Regions from separate parts of the Homo sapiens genome. Here region 1 is linked to region 2. A link is a contact called in ENCODE Hi-C or POLR2A ChIA-PET data. All regions are on one chromosome and are shown on one strand. The core of a region is the stretch at or near the end of the contact, and the rest is flanking DNA. Distances in the headings are between cores, read along the strand shown. Region 1 overlaps IQGAP2 (IQ motif containing GTPase activating protein 2). Region 2 overlaps SV2C (synaptic vesicle glycoprotein 2C).

The links. A loop is a pair of places that touch in the nucleus more often than their neighbours do. ChIA-PET counts read pairs that join two places held with the same protein, here RNA polymerase II (POLR2A). Pooled maps may share reads with other maps.
Region 1: a loop to region 2 is called in a pooled map, with 2.2 times the contacts of the local background. The contact joins two enhancer-like sites. A Hi-C loop is called at or near these places in 1 of 50 pooled maps. POLR2A ChIA-PET finds 5 or more read pairs at or near these places in 3 of 52 experiments (Caco-2, RWPE1 and naive thymus-derived CD8-positive, alpha-beta T cell).

The regions. Positions count from the first base shown.
Region 1 is chr5:76,518,577-76,523,376 of GRCh38, reverse strand. All of the region lies in intron 2 of IQGAP2 (IQ motif containing GTPase activating protein 2), which reads right to left. Among named protein-coding and RNA genes, the nearest start is that of F2RL2, 100 kb to the left of the region's middle. Within about 2 kb of position 2,041, at least 5 of the 41 ENCODE cell types and tissues checked have a DNase peak (open chromatin) inside an H3K27ac peak, as active enhancers do.
Region 2 is chr5:76,329,880-76,334,342 of GRCh38, reverse strand. It overlaps SV2C (synaptic vesicle glycoprotein 2C), which reads right to left. Exons shown (of 13, transcript NM_014979.4): 13 at 387-4,463. Among named protein-coding and RNA genes, the nearest start is that of SV2C-AS2, 20 kb to the right of the region's middle. Within about 2 kb of position 3,067, at least 4 of the 41 ENCODE cell types and tissues checked have a DNase peak (open chromatin) inside an H3K27ac peak, as active enhancers do.

The DNA.
Region 1 (4,800 bases), core at 792-3,291, 190 kb before region 2:
GTTCAATGGCTGTAATCCCAGCAATTTAGGAAGCCAAGAGGGAGGATCGCTTGAGCCTAGGAGTTCAAGAACAGCCCCAGCAGCATAGAGAGACTCTCCCCCTTACAAAATTTTTTTTTTTTAAATTAGCAGAGTGTGGTGGTGCCTGCCTTTGGTCCCAGTTACTTGGGAGGCTGAACTGGGAGAATCACTTGAGCATGGGAGGTTGAGGCTGCAGTAAGCCATGATCACACCACTGCATTCCAGCCTGGGCAGCAGAGTGAGACCTTGCCTCACAGAAAAAAAAAAAAAAAAAAAAAAGGCAAAAGAAAATTAAGACTGAAAGAAAATTTGTGAGTTTGCTGATTGCATTTCCTCTCCTTCTGAGGTTAAGATCTTTTACAAAAAGGCATGTAATTTGTAATGGGGATGGATGGTGGTAAGAAAGAAAACGGGGTCATTTACTTAGGCAGAAATAAATAGAAACATAAAAACATAAAATCTCAAGGCCAAAAAGAAACTTAAAAAGATCGATTCCAAAAACTCCTCAATTTCCTGACTAAAGTGATATTCAAAGTAAGTGGCTTCCAAGGCCCTTGTATTGAGTGTCCAAGGCACACAGAACAGATTTCCTTGGTTAATGATTGATCTTTCTACTCTACCATACTATCTCTGCTCTATCAAGGTACATAGGAGTAAAGCTTTTAGTCAATGGTAAGCATTTTAGAATGAATCATACACTGTCACGTTGTAAATTCATTTTGAGTGCTGCTGAATTCTCCTTTCTGCATTCAAGTTAAGTCTGCTGTCAATATACAGAATTTAGCATGCCTAAATGAAAGAAATAAATATAAACATCGTACATTTCCTTGAGGTAAGAAATAGGACTTGAGACCCAACCTTAAGCTGTTAAATGGCCAGGCGCGGTGGCTCATGCCCATAATCCCAGCACTTTGGGAGGCCGAGGTGGGTGGATCACTTGAGGTCTGGAGTTCAAGACCAGCCTGGCCAACATGGCGAAACTCCATCTCTACTAAAAATACAAAAATTAGCAGGGCATGATGGCAGGCACCTATAATCCCAGCTACTCAGGAGGCTGAGGTAGGAGAATTGGTTGAACTTGGGAGGCAGAGGTTGCAGTGAGCCGAGATTGCGCCACTGTACTCCAGACTGGGCGACAGAGAAACACTCCGCCTTTAGAAAAAAAAAAAAAAATTCTAGGGATATGCTCCCTCCTGGTTACATAAAAGAAGAAGGCAGAAAGCAATGTGGCCCAGCTTTGTTTTCTCTCTCACATCAGCTATGGACAGGGCTCCTTAGTGGAGAAGTTTCTGTTTCCATCCAATAACTTGAGAACAAATCCATACCATCTCATTACTTGTAAGAATGATTTAATTGTAAACATATATGATTTTATAGAGATTCTGTTGGTTGCATTTTTTTTTTTAATTATCAATTCTTTTGAATGACACAAACACAGAAATTAGAGGAATTGATCTCCAAGCAGGCCCCAAACTAGCAGCCTCAGTAATGCCTGGAACTTATTCAAAATGTAAATTCTCAGACCTATCCCAGATCTATAGAACCAGAAATTCTGGGAGTGGTACACAATCATCTGTGTTCTAACAAGCCCTCCAGGTGGTTCTGAAGTAGCTAACATCTGAGAGCAACTGAACCAGAACATTCCAAAATGCTACAGTGACGTGTGTTGATGGACTGAAAGTCACGGGACACAGACAGGCACACGATGGTCTCTGGTTCCTAAGAGCTTTCTCTACAGGGGCTCTGAAACTTGTACAAAGCATCAAGCTTATCCAAGTTAGATCACTTTCTGGCAAATATCTATGGCAGACGCTGCCTAAAAGTGAGTCATTTTCCAAAAGTATGGAGGAGTTTTATAAAGACAGAATTTATGACTCAGTTTTCTATTGTTTAAGTGGACAGCTAGTTCTATCCATTACAAATTAGATTTTGCCTGCTTTTCCCCAAAGACAGAAACTGTAACTGAAAATAAAGATGAGAGAAATAGGAAATAGTGACGTAAGTATGCTCTCTGGTCTGTTGTCACTTATGAAAAGCTGGCTAGACCCGTGGAATTGGTACACATAGTCACTGCCCTATTAAAGGGGACCTTCTGTCATTGAGGGCCTGGGTCCAACACTAAATAAGATGGAGATCTGGACAAATAATTATGTTTTCTAGTGTACCTACTGCAGTAAAAGAAACTTAAATCAGATTCTGAAAACATTTCTGTTAGGAAGAAAGGTAAAAAAACAAACAAAAAACCCCCAAACATCAGAATCAATGGATTCTTCAACTTTAAAGAGAGATAAAAACTATAAAACACTGATGAAAGAAGTCAGAGACAATCTAGATAAAAGGAGAGACCTAGGCCGGGCGTGGTGGCACATGCCTGTAATCCCAGTACTTTGGGAGGCTGAGGCGGGTGGAACATGAGGTAAGGAATTTGAGACCAGCCTGGCCAGCATGGTGAAACCTCGCCTCTACTAAAAATACAAAAAATTAGCCGGGCATGGTGGCGTGTGCCTGTAATCCCATCCACTCGGGAGGCTGACGAAGGAAAATCGCTTGAACCTGGGAGGCGGAGTCGGCAGTGAGCCGAGATCGTGCCACTCACTGCACTCCAGCCTGCGTGACAGAGTGAGACTCCGTTTCAAAAAAAAAAAAAAAAAAAAAGAGGAGAGACCTATGATGTTCATGGACTTGAAGATCTAACACAGTTGTCACTTCTCAAAGTGATCTATAGATTTAATGCAATTCCAATCAAAATCCTAGCAGAATTTTTTCAAGGGATAGACAAGCCAATAATAAACTTTATACATGAAAATGGCAAAGGAATTTAAATAGCTAAAATAATTTTGAAAAAACAAAAGTTAGAGTACTCATACTACCCAGTTTTAAGACTTACTATAATGCGCCGGGCGCGGTGGCTCACGCTTGTAATCCCAGCACTTTGGAAGGCTGAGGCGGGCAGATCTCCTGAGGTCGGGAGTTCGAGACCAGCCTGACCAACATGGAGAAACCCCGTCTCTACTAAATATGGTCAACTGGTTTTTGACAAAGGTATAAAGGCAATTCAATGGAGAAGGAGTAGTCTTTTCAACAAGTGGTGCTGAGATAATTAAAAATCCACAGGCAAAAAACCCCCCTTAACTTATACCTTACATCTTATATAAAAATTAACCCGAAATTGTTACAGACCTACATGTAAAACATAAAACTCTTGGGAAAAAAAAACACCCAGGGAATCTCTGTGGCTTTGGATTAGGCAAAGAGTTTTTAGATATGACACCAAAAGCACAAACCATTAATGAAAAAAAAAAAGATAAATTGGACTTTATTGAAATTAAAGACTTTTGCTCTTTGAAAGATTCTGATAAGAGTAAAAAGACAAGCTACACACTAAAAGAAAATACTTGCTTTTTATATATCCAACAAAGAACTTGAATCCAAATATACGAAGAACTCACAGAACTCAACAATAAGAAAGCCGAATTTTAAAGAATGGGCAAAAGAGTTGAGCAGATAGTTTACCAAATGAGCAAATAAAACTTCTATATGAAATGTCAAAGGAGTTTAAATAGCTAAAATAATCAGCCATTAGAAAAATGCAAAACAATAAACTACACTGAGATACTACCACATATCTGTTAGAATGGCTAAAACAAAAAGCTTAATATCAAGTGTGAGGAAGTTGCAGAAAAAAATAGAACTCACATATATTGCTGGCACGAATGCAAAATGGCACGGCCATCCTGGAAAATGGTTTGTTCATTTATTATAAAGTTAACCATACATCTTCCATATGACCCAGTACTGCTAGATACTTATCCCATAGAAATAAAAAACTATATTCACACAAAACTCTGTATACGAATGTCTATGACAGCTCTATTCATAATCAGCAATAACTGAAAACATCCCACATGTCCTCCAAACAAACTGTGGTATCTCTCTCCAAGGCAATACTATCCAGCAATAAAAAGGAACATATCATTACACACAACATGGATAAATCTCAAATGCACTACGTTGAATAAAGGCTGCCAGTCTTAAAAGATTACATGCTTTATGAATCCATTCATGTGATATTCTGGAAAAAGTAAAACCATAGATCAGTAGTTGCCAAGGGTTTGGAGTAGAGGAAGGTTGTGCTTAATTACTGAGAAGTAGCACAAGGGCTACTTTTAGGAATAATGTAGCAGTTTAGTATCCTTAGTGTGGTGGTGGTGATTACAGGAATATATAAGTTAAAACTTGTGCAATTTTACACCAAAAAATGAATTCATGTATGTAAACTTAAAAAAATAATAAAAAGAGATGGAAAAAGATTTGAAACATATCTGTGTTGGGTTTGTTAGGATGGTAGACTCATTGTCTCATCTTCTCTGGTATGGGAGCAGATCTTATTTTTAAGATAATAAATTTATAATAGGAATTTCTTGACTCACAAAGTTTTAAGCATGCACAAGCCAAAAACTTGAAACTCAATCACATTAATTTACTAACGTTAACACTGGACCCAAAAGCCATTTTTTATTAACTATATTTAAATGTAACATTTTAAAGTTCTCCCAAAGAACTTTAATTTTTCTCCTGAAAACTAGGAATCAGATGAAAATGCTGTGAGTCTTTTTTGTGGTCCTGTCAACTCCATCAATAGTGTTTGGTAAATAGCTGATAAATTCAAAGAAACTTTGGGCAAATAACCTCCGTTCAATTACTGCCAAGCAGCACCCAGAAGAACCGCCATTACTTACATACATCAAAGTTGAAATCCTAAACTCTATTTATATCCCT
Region 2 (4,463 bases), core at 1,818-4,317:
CCTCCAATGTGAATTCCCTAAAGTATAGCACTTTTTCTCATTGTTCTTAAACCACTGTTCCAAGCAGCTACTACCAATCAAGTGGATTTAATATGCTAAATAAAAATCTGTTTGCTATTCCTACTCTAGGGCAAAAGAACACAAGCATCTGCTTTGCCACAAACTCCCCCACGAACATATTCTTCCCACTGGTCCTGGCTAACAGTTGGAAAATACTCACGTAAGATCAACAACACATCAATACCCATGACACCAGCCCACAGAAACAATTCAAATAAACCTGAATTGGAGAAACAGGTTTTCTCTATACCTAAGGACATTAAAAAAGTGCTCATTTTTTGAAGGGTCAATTCATGCTTAGAAGGGAAGCCAGTCACACAGCAATCTGTATTTGAATATAATGGAGCAAAAAAAAAATGCTCTTTTATTAATCTGATATACACTAAATATCTTTGCAGCTGTTACATGAATGTTAGTTATCTGGCATATAAATGTATACACAATTCCAAGTTTGATAGATTTATGCTGTACACGAGCCATCCCACATGGAGCATGCCCTTTCACAAGGATACGCATGGCTGTCTCGGGATATTTGTCAAAACACATTTGGTCAAACATTTTGGCAATTGGAAATCAGACACAGAGGAGCATACAGGAAAGATGAGTTCACAACAGGACCAGCTGTACTTAAGATGAAAACTCCAAAACCTGAAACAGAATTTACACATGCAGCACACGTATATACAGTACAATAGGGGTAACTGGAACATTCATAGCAGGAGATCTTACACAGCATTAAAAACAGGAAGAATAAAAAAGGAAAACAAAGCCAAACAATCCAAACACCAAAACCGACAGGACCATTGCCAAGATCTCATTAAAATAGACAGTGGATAGTACGTTTAGCATATGTTCAAAATGGAAGTTCACCTGAAAGAGAAAACTCTTCTATCATGTTATTTAGTGTATCTAGATAGTAACAAAAGACATATGATCTGTTCAATATGTTCCTGGATCAGGATGAGGATACATAACTGCATGGATGCTAAGAAAGTGTATATTAAAAAAGACATTTCTTTTTTCTTCTGACTGACATAGGACATAGATTCAGTAAAGCAAATATATAACAATAGCAGCGGAGATGAAGTTAGGCCAATTTGTCAAGTTCTATCTAGGTAGGCCTGGTGAATATCAAGGCAAGAAAGGAGTTTCCTTCTTGGATGACTACGTGGGCGCAAGAGGGGAGACACTTTGCAACTTCAAACTAGTTTCATTTTGTTTGCATAGCATGAAATAGCCAATTTTACTGTACATTCTTTCTGAAGGAATGACACCCATAGATAACAGTGGATTCTCTGTACTGGGTCCTATTCTGAGTCAATACAAATGCAGAAAGAAACCCTTTGTGAATCACATGAGGTTGAGCTTGCTAAGTCTTTCCCCTTCCTTGGACTTAGGGGCAATGCTGACCCATAAATCCATGATACTCAATGTGATGTGGCCTGTGTCTATGCAGTGGGAGGCCAAGCATTCTTTAGGGCTTTAGATGGTGGTATGCTGGCAAATGTTTAACAACTGTCTTAGGGGTTAGGAGGAGTCTGATTTGCATGGCTTTGTTGCTTTCCATGGCTTTGTTGCTTTCCATGGTATAAATACCACCACTATAGCTGATCTCAAACTACAAAAATACTGTCACTTGGGAAGGTGTGTGTAGTAGTATACCTGTATACAGTATTTCTACCATACAGACATAATAGGCATACATTACCTCATGGGCACAGATAATGGTAAAATGTAGTAAAATAAGTAGAAAGTGATGAGCTTTGACTATATGTTGCCTTTGCTTTTAGCTATAATTTATCTAATCTTATTTAATTTTTTAGTAATAGCTATGTTTCTCAACTGACTCTCAAAAGTTCTGAAAGTTTAACAATCAGTTCGGATGAACCGGTTCAAAGCTATTCCAGCTCATCACTAGCTTTAGATGACTCCAGCCCCTGTGAGCAGGCTGCCTAGTCACTCCCCAGGCACCACAAAGCTGTTTTGGACTTTGCACCCCTGCTGCTGGGGTAGATTACCCGCTTGAGTTGAAACCCGTCTGAGTCTGAACAAAGGGTTGAAAACTGCTTTCTGCTCCTAGTCCTGGGCACTCTTGGATCTAAGGGGAGCATGAATGCAATAAAGTAGGCAGAGAGTGGACAATCTCAGCAATTTCAGCATTCAGACCTGACTGGAAGGCACCTAGCCTTCAGCACCAAGTGGGGAATCTTCTGCAGACATGGAGAGTACCATCTACCTCCACTAGCCAATGAATCTCAAGAACCCAGGTAGGAACATCCTGGTCTTTCAGGAGTCAAACGCTGAGCTCTCAGACTTCTGCTCTGGAGATGGGCTGCTCTGATTCCATACCAGCTGTGCCCATCCTATCAGGGCACAGGCACTGAAAAGCAATTGGAAATCCAGCCCTGCACAGGGAGCTGTGCCAAAGCCAGCAGCCTTGCGTTCACACTCCCCCTGCACCCATTCCTGTTCTTCACCTTCTCCTCCTCTGTGCCTCCACAACAGGCATGGATGGGCCTTTCATCCCAAGTGCCCCAGGAAAGCTTGGCCTTGCTTTTGTACACTGCTAGAATTAAGAGGTTGTCGACCAGAGGAGGAAAAGAAAAAAAACAAAAGGGAAATAAAGGAAATGAGTGGGCACTGCCCTGAGGAGGTAAGAAGAGAACTGGTGGGCAAAAATGGCAATGGGGCTCTCAGAGGAGGGTAGAGGGTCACTGACAACTACCCTCTTTCTGCTCTGCCCCCCTGCAGGCCCTAGAACCCCAAACATCCTTTGCAACTTCAAGACACTTGCAACAACACGCACCAGTTTTAAACTGAAACCCAAAATACCCCTGCTACTGGCTGTCAGAACCTGTTTTCTGGATGGCTTATCTGCTGAGGGTAGCGAGGAGGGAAGCTGCTTTAGGATGTCTGCAAAGATAATTGACTCACCCACAAATCTTCAAAATCAGAAAGGAAACACCCTGGGAGGCACAGACCAGGGGAGTGGCAGCAGCTGCAGGCTTTGCTGACTTAGCTCTGAAGAGAAAACCCCAACACTATTCGCTGGGGAACAGACCCCCTAGCTCCTGTCTCTGGTTTCACACCATGAAAAGAACACCTCAGAAGAAAGCGGGACTTTAGGCCAGGTGTAGTGGCTCATGCCTGTAATCCCAGCACTTTGGGAGGCCAAGGTGGGTAGATCACTTGAAGTTAGGAGTTGGAGACCAGCCTGGCCAAAATGGTGAAACCTCGTCTCTACTAAAAATACAAAAAATTAGCCGGACATAGTGGCATGCACCTGTAATCCCAGCTACCTGGGAGGCTGAGGCAGGAGAATTGCTTGAACCTGGGAGGCGGAAGTTGCATTGAGCCGAGATTGCACCACTGCACTCCGGCCTAAGTAATAGAGCGAGACTCCGTCCCCCGCCCCCCCGCCCAAAAAAAAAAAAAAAATGCTCTAGAGAGATGGGGCTATCTCTGCTCCTGATTCTTTTCCTTGAATAATATCTTAGTGCAATATCCTGCTGAGATTATTTAAGGGAACAACTTATGTGTGGTTTCATTTTTCTCATTTTCCAAGTACTAGTTAATAGTCTCTCCAACAAAAACCAGGTAATCAAGGAGCTTTCTCCTCTCATCAAAGGTTATCTCAATGACTGAATAGTTCCTGCACTGCCTGCTGAAGGCTATTATTTGTTTTAAATGTGGAAAAATAACACTTTGTATTTATGGGGGGGGGCGCGGAGGGTTCACATGTAATGGGGGTCAGTGTGAGAGTGTCTTCTCTCATTCTGTTTTCCTTGCCCTCATTTAAGTCCTCCATAGGCTTAATTATTGCACACAGCAGTGTCTCAATACGTATCACATGGGAGGTGCTCAATAAGTATTTACTGGATAATCATATGAAATGACAAGAGATCAGTGAAGGCTCGGCTCAGCTCTTCCCCTGCCCAACCATGCTAGCCTTAAGTAAGAGCTGAAACAGACCCATAAACTGTATTCTTGTAACTCAAAATCCTGGGATTACTAAACTGCATTTAGATATTGTTTAAGAAAGACTGAAGGGAGCCCTGGCAATGGCTCTGTGACTGGTTGGTGAGAGACGGGCGACAAGAGGAATGGTCAACATTTAGAGCAAAAGAACATCACACGGAGAACTGTTACGCCATACCTGAAACAATGAAGGGACACACAATACATCCAGAATATACTAACAGGTTTTTTTTTTTTTTTGTCTACATTACAGATAACAAGAGAAGCTTTACTTAAAATACATACTTTGCTGAGCATAAACAAAAACTGTGAGAAACATATAGTCCACTTCAGAGTTTCAGAAGTTGTTGCAATACTGGTGTTTTTAGGCTTAGTAACCAGACTAAGTTTGGCACGATGTGAGGATTAAAGAAAACCTAACATAC